Linked DNA regions of Homo sapiens: region 2 is linked to region 1. Evidence: read pairs that join two places in POLR2A ChIA-PET (ENCODE). Cell type or tissue: Panc1. All regions are shown on one strand. Each heading gives the region's core, and the rest is flanking DNA. Links, peaks and the distances in the headings are about the cores only. Region 1 has its middle 440 kb from the start of LINC01170. Region 2 has its middle 17 kb from the start of ZNF608.

Evidence for each region. ChIA-PET counts read pairs that join two places held together with the same protein. Peaks named below come from ENCODE experiments on the same cell type or tissue, not always from the same donor. Only the 100,000 strongest peaks of a DNase experiment are listed, where the experiment ranks them.
Region 2: POLR2A ChIA-PET joins it to region 1 with 5 read pairs; 1 of 35 experiments calls an interaction of 5 or more read pairs at or near these places.

What each region holds. Positions count from the first base shown.
Region 1 is chr5:123,995,801-124,001,189 of GRCh38, forward strand. No RefSeq gene overlaps it. Among named protein-coding and RNA genes, the nearest start is that of LINC01170, 440 kb to the right of the region's middle. In Panc1, for the core only: no CTCF peak of the experiment used is centred there; no DNase peak of the experiment used is centred there; H3K27ac peaks cover 3,837 bases.
Region 2 is chr5:124,760,668-124,766,056 of GRCh38, forward strand. No RefSeq gene overlaps it. Among named protein-coding and RNA genes, the nearest start is that of ZNF608, 17 kb to the left of the region's middle. In Panc1, for the core only: no CTCF peak of the experiment used is centred there; no DNase peak of the experiment used is centred there; H3K27ac peaks cover 1,021 bases.

The DNA of each region.
Region 1 (5,389 bases), core at 243-5,242:
TTTCCTGAATTTCCTTCAAGAACTTTTTCTTTGCATTCACAAGTTTGCTATCTGTTTGGCCCAAGAGGTCTGTCTTTCAGACTATCTTGGCTTTCAAAATATGCCTTCCTCACTAAGCGTAATCATTTCTAGCTTTTGATTTAAAGTGAGAGACATGTGACTCTTTCACTTGACCATTTAGAGATCATTGTAGGGTTATTAATTGTCTTAATTTCAATATTGTCATGTCTAAGGAAATAAGTAGGCCTGAAGAGAGGGGAAAGATGAGGGAATGTCTAGTTGGTGAAGCAGTCAGAACATACACAGCATTTGTCAATTAAGTGTGCCATTTTATATGGTCGTGGTACATGGCAGCACAAAACAATTACAGTAGCATCTTCAAAGATCACTAATTACAGATCACCATAACAGATATAATAATGATGAGAAATTTAAAATATTGCAAGAATTATCAAAATGTGACACAGAGACAAAGTGAGCACATGCTGTTGGAAAAATGACACTGATAGACTTGCTCAAGGCAGTCTATCACCAATCTTTAATTTGTTAAATGCAATATCTGAGAAGAGCAATAAAACGAAGTGCAATAAAAAGAGGTATCCTGTCTTTGGCTCAAGTATATAGATAAAAGCTCTATTCATAACAGCTTCAGAACTTCCTGGCATCTAAGATGAAATATTTTTAAACAAACCTTGGTTACTCTCTATATGTTTGAAAATGATGGTAAGGCATAAAGCATAGCAAAAGATTCCATAAAATAAAACAGACTAGAGCTTTCCAATGGCATATTTTTCAAAAGCTTCAGTTGGTAAGGTTGGACTAGAAAGAAACAGGAATTTGTGTTTAATATACTTTCCTCTGCTTTCATTATATGGTCATAACAGAAAAATGCCTATTGGTTATTGGTGAGATTTGGAGCTCATGTGCCTCAATAACATCACCCTATCTATATGTTTTAGAGTAGAAGGTTCTCTGTCACTTGACAAATACAAATGTTTTTTGAGCCCCTGCTTACAGGTGGTAGAGAGCACAGCAGGGCACGTGTCTTTGATCTGCAAACAAACCAGTTCAGAGCGATGCCTCCTCTATGGACCCCCACACCCCAGGATGCACTATTCCTGTGCCTTAATCATCCCAGGGCCAGGCAACAGAGGATCGCCCCTATAGCCCAAAGCTCATCACAATTATTCAAGCCAGCCAGTCTTAAATTGCTCACCCTGCCCTGCCTTGCCATTCCCTCAGAAACTTCGATAGAAACAGTAGCCTAAACCTTCCCTTTGCACCTGTCTTCTGCTTCCTGACCACCTTGGTGTCTTTCTCATATGGCCCTGTGTGGTGTGCTGTGCCTCCTGTCTCTAGGACCTGTGAGTAGAATAAATTTTGTTTTCCTGAGCTTCTTTTATGTCTCCTCTTGTGGCCATAGCTGCCTGACCATCTCATAAAAGAATACACAAAACAACCCCCTTGGCTTTGAGCCAGGCACTGCCCTAGCCCCTGCAAAGAGAGCAGTGAACAGATAAATGAAGTCCCTGTAATCATGGAACTAGTGGTGGGAAACAGACTGTCAACCAATGAATAAATATATCATGTGACAGGTGATGAGAGGTGTTATAAAGAAAAAGAAAGCAGGATAAAGAGGATAGATACTAACAGGAGTGGGTTTATGTTAAGTAGAGAGGTCAAAAGAAGTCCTCTCCAAGGAGGTGACATTTAACATTTAAGCAGAGTCTTAAAAGAAATGGCTTTTTAGTATTGCTAAATGCTCTCAGACTCCGGCACCACTTTCAGTAAATCTGAAGATGAAACAAACATCTGCCAGATGAAAGAAGAAAGAGGGTAAAGACAGGAAACTTGAGTGATAAATCCACACCGATCCAATCCAGGGACTAATTTATGTTTCTAAAGCATGTTGAGAAAAAAGTTAAAAAGAAATCCCTACCCTGGGGCTCTTTGATGAATCACCAGTAGCTAATTGTTGCAGAGCATCCCACAGGCATGACATATCATTTGAAATCTGGGTGAATTTCAGAAGAGAAATGTTACTGCATTTTAAACAATACCATTAGCCAATCTGATTTCACTTACTGGTATGCACTTTGTTCCAGCCATCTAGTCTAACGATGAATTGCCCGATGGTTCTATTGTCAAAATGACAGCGTGAAAAGAGAAGCATGTGGGTTGTAATAATAATGTGGTACATGTGTAGAAGGTCAGAGAAGCAACAGATTAACATTCCAGCTAAAGATTTCCCCTGGGACATCTCTTGAAAGTATCAAAGGCCAAAGATCAGGACACTGATAATGTGTCTGGCGTTGGTGGTGAAATTGTTGTATGTATTTAGCTCTGCTGAGGACAGAGCTGTGTTCCTTTCAATTAGTTGATGAAATCTCTCCTGAACAACGAAGAAGCCAACCACAGGAACTGGCTTCAATACAGCTGAATGAATGGAAATGAGGTTGTGTGAAAATATGAATTGCTTACTTCAGATTAATGAAATAAAATGGAACCCATTCCCTTGGGAATCTGACTAAATAATTCCCCATCCTGGAGACTTAAGCCTAATATACAGAGCATGGCATTCTTTTACTGAATTTTAAAACAAATTCTGACACTCACAACATTTCTGAAAGGTGAATTTCAGATTATCAAGTAAAGGAGTCCCGTGTTCCTAACTGCAATCAATGCAGAGGAAAAGAGGTTAGGATCTGGGTGGTGAGGGACTCAGACAGGGACCTGGGCTTGAAACCTAATTCCATAACTTATCTGTGGAACATTAAACCTCTTTTTCCTTATTTTTAGAATAAAGAAAATACACATAGCCTAAACATTCGTAGGGCAGATTTTAAAATACCATTTTTATGAAACATGTAATAAGTTTGCAATAAATGGGAGCTAGGCGTGAATTTTACGTTTGCTCTGTGGCTTCCCTTGATATCCCTACAGCCGCATCTCTCCCTGCCATGGTGGATAAACTCTGATGACTCAGTACACATCAAGACGAAATGGCATTTTGCTTACAGTTCTAAATATAAGCACCCTTTAAGAAGGAAGATGGATTCCTTTGTTTAAAACTTCATTTATATGTTTACTAATAAAAATGGAGACCTAAAAAACTAGGGAGATGTTTATTGGGAAGTATCAGGAAATAAGTAAAATACAAGTGATTTGCAAAGTATAAAGGAACGATCACAGTAGTAAATTGGGAAGCAGTATGCCTAATGGGTAAAGCGTAGTCTCTGGATACAGGGCGTGGGTTTAAATTTCAGCTGCACTACTTCTAGCTGTGTAACTTCTAACAGGCTATTTAACCTCTCTGGTCTTGGAATCTTTAGCTATAAAATGGGCAAATAATAGCACTCACACCTTAGTTGATGTGAGGATTAACTGAATTTGCAAAGAACTTAATGCATGTGATTCTTGATTACTTGAATTGTCATAAATGTAATTCCAAGCTTGGAAGTGTTTTAAGGAAACTTAATAATGTTTTTCAGATGGAAACTTTAATTGTGGTTTATAATTTTATTACTAATGTGGGTGGTTTTGTTATGATTTTTTTGCTCTGTAGTTTTATTTCTTTGGTTAAACAGAAGCTTCATTCATAAATATCAGTAAGGTAGATTTAGACTGAGCTGACTTGACTTTGAACCATTTTGAGGAAGCAGTTTGTTCTCTTCTCAACAAGATCTCACATTTTTATCCGTGGAGACTATCAGAGCAGATCCCTGAAACATAGCCCCTACCAACCCCTCGTGAGAGCCACAATTTACCATTCCATTCTCAATTCCCTCCTTCAACACAAACCGGGAGGCCCTGAGAAGATAGCCCTGTCAAAACAGTTTATGACTTGAGGAGGCCAAAGAAAGTTCCATGAAGATATAATATTTCAGTGTGAGATGTATAAATCTTCTTCAAAAAAATCTGGCCTCTTTTATGACTCGGATAGCCAATGTTTGGGTAAGATGTTTGAAACCAATGAAGTATACAGCCTTGGGCAGAGCTCCTAATCTTTTTTAGGTTCCTCGACAATGGTGTCAACTTCTCCTTTGCTCTTGACAATTATCACCTGATAGTCTTTGAATCAACAATAAAATAGAAATAGAAGAGATAGTCTGACCTGGACCTTAAGAGGAGGCTGTAGAGGGCTTACAATGATTACCTGAGGAAGATGTAGGCTGATGGGCACTAAAGCAAGGGATTAATAGATTCAATAGCTGCTTGATGAATTTCTCTGAAAAGAGAAGCCTGAAGGACATTGGCGAAAAGAAATGGGAGAAAACATAAATGGCTGTGAGAAAAAGCCAAATGGCCTTTTCCTGTTTCCTAAGAGACTGAATCTCCTGAGCTGTACAATGTGCTGTTTCTTATAAAAGCTTCTGGAAATGCACTTTCTTACCAAAATTCAAAGCAGGGCCACAAATCATTTATAGGAGACAAAAAAACAATAAGTAGTGTCAGCACAGAGGAATATATTTTACTTTGCTCTGCCATGGGAATGATGGTGGGTTGTGATGAGTGGAATATAAAATAACGTAAGTTGCCTGTTGACAACAGAGTTTGAAATTATAAAATGTAAAACCAATATATTTTCTGCACACTATGAAACAGCTGGGGTATTTTTATGGCTTCTAGCGGGATACCATGCCATCTCTCAAAACCCTATAATTCTGTAAGCACATTAAGTGCATCCTGTTATTTATTTTGTTTGTTTATTTGGCTTCAAGGATTTCACAGGAGAATATAGCACAGAATGAAATGTAAAGAAAGTGATCAACACTGAATTGTGTTGTCTTCAAGAATGTTCAGTCCAAGCTCGATTGTAGGGTAGCTTGAACGTTATGTTCAATGTGCCAGTATACCTGGGCAGAATGCCATCTTTTTCCTGTAGGAGGAAAATAAAATGCCTCAATCAAAAATGCTACAGGAATGTTTCCTCCCATGGTCTATCCAGAATCTAAGTATAAAAATTAAGTCTTTTATGAGGTTGACAGCAGTGGAGTTCAAATAAGATCTCTTTAAATGACAGATGGTGATAAGCAAGTCAAACACTTCTTAGATGGTGGTTTATGTGCTAGACATTAAAGATGTTGTAACTGTTGACCCATATTAATGCAGTGCTCTGACAAAGGCAGGCAGCAAAACTCTGTGCCGAGTCTCCTACCCTAAGCAATAATTAATTTTATTGTCTTCATTTTGGTTGCTTAATTTAAACCCTGTGTGTGTCAATCAATCAGTATAAAATACCATGATTGTGTTAAATGATTTGGCTGTTACATTTGTTGGATTTTTATGTTTTACTCAAATATCACATTTTCAATTATTATTTATGGGCTAAACTCCTGTGATGTAGAATTGGCTGGAAATGTGTTGGGACTTTGGCAGCGCAAGTAGT
Region 2 (5,389 bases), core at 336-5,335, 760 kb after region 1:
ATACTAAGCATTTTACAAATATCAACTCATTTCCTGTAATTAAGTTTGAGCTATCCATGTAGTAACTCAAAAATCCTCTATTGTGTTATGCAAGGTTCAAAGAAGATATGAAAAAGAAAAGACATCATCTCTGCCCTTGAGAGGCTTTGAGTTTCCTAGAGGAGATAAGACACCCAACTATGAAAAGAATGTGATTTATGATAATAAGTAGAAAAAGCATTGCTTTGGGGGAAAAGGAAAAGCTAACTTTATCTAAGGAGTCAGTATAGATTCTAGAAACAAAGTAGGTTAAATTGTTAAACCACATTAGAATGGAGATTGTATTTCCAAGCAGAGGAAATATAATGACCATACATGTAGTGGCAAGAAAGAATGGGGCCCCAGTGTTGTCCAGCATGGCTAGATCTTAGGGGTCTTAAAGGGAAGGAATGCTGGTCAGGCTGTAGGCTGAAGTCTTATTGTAGATAGGGTCATTATGAACTGGCACAACGGTGTTCTGTTGAGGGAACAATGGACGCTGACATCAGGCCATGCTCTGCTCACCAGGCTGAGTGCCCTGGCTCTGTGCTATGTCACCCTAACGAAGGGCAATCTTTTGTAATGTATGTCAAACTGTGCTCTCATCCAGACTGGATTACACAGCTGCCTTTACCCCCTTTAGAGGAGCGTTTCAGTTTATCAGAGGACAATGGCCTACCCCTAGTAGGGACTATGGAAAATTCTTGAATCTCTTATCACTTTCAGTTTTTTACTGATGTATATAAAAAGAAAAGACAGAAAAGTTCCAGGAGATAGTAATGGATCATATCATATCATATATGCCTGGGCAAGTTCTTGAAAATTGTAATGCTCAAAACATTTGTTAAATTAATGAATTTATATTGAACTTCTATATGTGTAAATAGTAGAGAGAATGGATTCCCCAAAAATGTAAGGGGCAGTAATGAATCACAAGCAGCTCAGGATGTATTGACATATACTGAAGCCAATGAGTATATTCACTGGACAAAAGATAACAATAAACATGTATTAAGACAACTCGGAATTTAGAAATCCTCAAATTAGAAAGTGCAAATTCTGCAAGAATATTTTACAGCCAAATTAAATAAACTAATGAAGGCAGAGAGAGGTCTTTATGAATGAAAACCTGTTGAGAGACAGGTCCTTATGAATCAAAACATGTTGAATGAAACAAAAGTTAATGTCAAGAAACGGAACATAGAGTCAAAAATGGGATCCCTAGAGAACAACAACATCTAAGTTGTCAAGGAAGATATTCTGGATAAATAAATAAATAAATAATAATCTAAATATGGGGCAAAAAATAAAAGGTCTTGAATGAGAGAGAAGAGAGATTTTCTTTTCTTTCTTTTTTTGTTTTTCTTTTTCTTTTTTTTTTTTTGAGAAGAAGTCTAGCTCTGTCGCCTAGGATGGAGTGCAGTGACTCAAGCTTGGCTCACTGCAACCTCCGTCTCCCAGGTTCAAGTGATTCTTCTGCCTCAGCCTCCTTAGTAGCTGGGACTACAGGCGCCCGTCACCACGCCCAGCTAATTTTTTGTATTTTTATTACAGACGGGGTTTCACCATGTTGACCAGGCTGGTCTCGATCTCCTGACCCAGTGATCTGCCCACTTCAGCCTCCCAAAGTGCTGGGATTACAGGCATGAGCCACGGCGCCCGGCCGAGAAGAGAGATTTTCTAAAGCTAGGGAAGGTACAGCTCTGAAGAGAGAGTGACCAACAATTCCAAATGCATCAGGGAAATCAAGTAAGTTTCGGATGGAAAAGCCTCCATTGGTTTTTTTGGAGAAGTCATGGGTGATCTTAAAAGGAGCAATGTCAGTGAAATGGTAGCAATAACCCTTTCACTACAATGGGTTTGGGACTGAAATAGGCAGGAACAAGTAGATCAAATGAAGTCTACTCCTAGAAGCTTGTTGGTTGAAAGCAAAGAGAGAGCATCATTTTTAGAAAAAGAGTCTGGGAAAAGGCTTTTGTTGTTGTTTACCTACTATGAAACAGCCTTCAACATTCTTTTTTTTTTTTTTTTTTTGAGACAGAGTCTTGCTCTGTCGCCCAGTCTGGAGTGTAGTGGCGCAATCTCAGCTCACTGAAAACTCTGCCTCCCGGGTTCAAGCGATTCTCCTGCCTCAGCCTCCTGAGTAGCTGGGATTACAGGCGCACGTCACCATGCCCGGCTAATTTTTGTATTTTTAGTAGAGAGGGGGTTTTATCATGTTGGCTAGGATGGTCTCAATCTCTTGACCTAGTGATCCGCCCACCTCAACCTCCCAAAGTGCTGGGATTATAGGCGTGAGCCACCTCGCCCGGCTGACTTTCTTAACATGCCGAGAGAAAAGAGTCAGTAGAGACGGGCTGGCCATGGTGGCTCACACCTGTAATCCCAGCAGTTTGGGAGCCGAGGCGGGCAGATCACCTGAGGTCAGGAGTTCGAGACCAGTCTGGCCAACATGGCGAAACCCTGTCTCTACTAAAAATACAAAAATTAGCCAGGTGTGATGGTGGATGTCTGCAATCCCAGCTACTCAGGAGGCTGAGGCTGGAGAATCGCTTGAACCCGAGAGGAAGAGGTTGCAGTGAGCTGAGATCATGCCATTGCACTCCAGCCTTAGGGGCAGAGTGAAACTTCGTCTCAAAAAGAAGAAGGACACAGTGGACTTTGGATACTCGGGGGAAAAGGTGGGAAGGGTGTGAGGGATAAAAGACTACAAATTGGGTTCAGTGTATACTGCTCGAATGATGGGTGCACCAAACTCTCACAAATCACCGCTAAAGAACTTACTCATGTAACCACACACCACCTGTTCCCCAATAACTTGTGGAAATACATTTTTTTTTTAAAAAAAGAAATGCCTGTTCAAGGTTTTATCCTAGTAACAAATGCTATGCAAAAGGAAAGGAAGGCAGCTGCATACAATGTGAATATATTCCCCACACCCAGGCCCTTTGGTAGGCCTTGCGTTACCTAGGGCTCCTCTCCGACTTGAACTCACAAACTAGAGGCTGTCTTATTTTGTTTGGAAAGAAGTTAGAGCAATAATCTGGAGGCAAAAAGCCTTTGCTTCCTGCTGTTCAATTGATGTGGCAAAGGAGCAAGGAGTTGGACCCTACTAGTGTAGCTCTTTCAAATGTGGTTCTTTGGTACTTGGACGATTACTGTGGATCCTGTATTGCACTTCCTATATGTTAGGTTATTGTTGGTATTACTGATACCACATTTGTGGTAGCTTTCTTCTGTTTGTGTTTTTCTCTACTGGTTTTTCCTCTTTCAGGAATTTCTCAAGATAATATGGTGCTCTTATGGTAACCCATGTTGCCTTATAGCACTTTTTTTTTTTTTTTTTTTTTTTTTCTGGAGACAGAGTCTCACTCCGTTGCCGAGGCTGGAGTGCAGTGGCGCGATCTCGGCTCACTGCAACCTCTGCCTCCTGGGTTCAAGCGATTCTTCTGCCTCAGCCTCCCGAGTAGCTGGGATTACAGGCATACGCCACCACACTCAGCTAATTTTGTGTATTTAGTAGAGACAGGGCTTCACCATGTTAGCCAGGCTAATCTCGAACTCCCGACCTCAGGTGATCCACCCGCCTCGGTCTCCCAAAGTGCTGGGATTACAGGCGTGAGCCACCGCGCCTGGCCAATATGGGGCTCTTATGGTAACCGAAGTTTCTTTGTAGCAGTCTTAAAGGCTATTTTCTGTCATTTCAGTGGAGCTTGGGTTGTTGAAAAAACTATATAGGCATACTGAGGCCATTATCTTGATGTAATCCCTATTGGGTTTTAAATTGAAGAAATACGTAAAAATAATTATGTTTGTCTCATAAAGTAAAAATATTACTACTAATAAATGCATTATTCAGGTGTATATAAAGCAAAAAAGAATAAGTTTCCTTCCAAATCTCCTTCTAACCATACTCTCTTATCCAGTAGAAATGTTTCTCTGTGATTTACTATATTCCCTTGCATATTTTGTTTCCATGCATCTATAAGTGTATACATGATATGCAGTTTTTTTCTTGCAAAAACTAGAATTTCTCTATTACAGCTTTTTCTGCAATTACTTTTTCACTTAAGACTATATGATAAACATCTTCCCAGATCAGTACATATAAATGAGCTCATTCTTTTTATGGCTGCATGATATCATTGAGATGGAAATACTGTAATTTACTATATCAGTTCTCCAAGTGATGAATATTTAGGTTGTTTTGAAAAAGCTTATGGTTTAATTCAACATCTCAAATAGTTATTAAGGTGTTATATGTATCGGGGTATCAAATAACATCTTATATCATAACAGAAAATATTATTAAACTATTCAGTATGAAAAATGAAGACTATTCCAGGAAAAGTCATTTAGTTGTCTCTCTTATGCTTAGGATTAAAATTATTAGGCAGAAAAAACTAAGTAACAGTGGCCATGGCTGAGCATGAAAGCAAACATCACATTAAATATTTGCTTTCCGTGGGTCATTTGAGGTTCTGTCAACTCTAAACACATTGCCTTAAACTGTTGGAAATCTAAAAATAGTTGTACTACTGCTTTCCTTTTTGTTCCTTATTCGTCTCATATCAGTTTACCTGATGTGAGATGTTTTGTTCTAATATTTATTTAAGCACTCTCTGTGTGCCAGGCATTGTACTAAATCTTTAGCCACAGTATTTTGCTTAACCCATACACCATCCAAGAAAAGTGTTATCCCCATTTTTAAATTAGATTTTGTTCAAATCCTAGCTCTGTTCTTTGTTAGCTCTGTGGCCTTGTGCCAGTCATATAACTTCCCTGAGCTTTGTGTTCCTCATAGAAAATAATGAGAACCATACTCTAGTACTCAATCATTTACAAACGTTTATTGAGTTCCTACTGTGTGTCAGGCACTGAGTAACAAGGTTGTTTGAAAGATTCAATGAACTCATGCTTCTAAAATTGTACCTGGCACAAAATATGCTTTCAAATGATAAATATCAGGTTGGTACAAAAGTAATTGTGGTTTTTGCAATGTAATAGTAATATTATTTTTTAAATGTATTTATTTATTTATTTTGAGACCAGGTTATGAAACTGGCTAATTTTTGTATTTTTGGTAGAGACAAGGTTTCACCATGTTGCCAAGGCTGGTCTCGAACACCTGGGCTCAAGGAATCCACCCGCCCTCAGCCTCCCAAAGTTCTGGGATTCCAGGCGTGAGCTACTGTGCCTGGCCTGTAATAGTAATACTATTATTGTGGCTAGAAAGACACCAAGCTTGAATTTGAATGCAAGTCTATATGAGTCCAAGGCCTCCTCTTTTTTCTTCATGTTATCTTCCCAAAACCAGGGTCATGTGACTATACCTGTAATTCACCATTTGTTTCACTGGTTTTTGCAATCT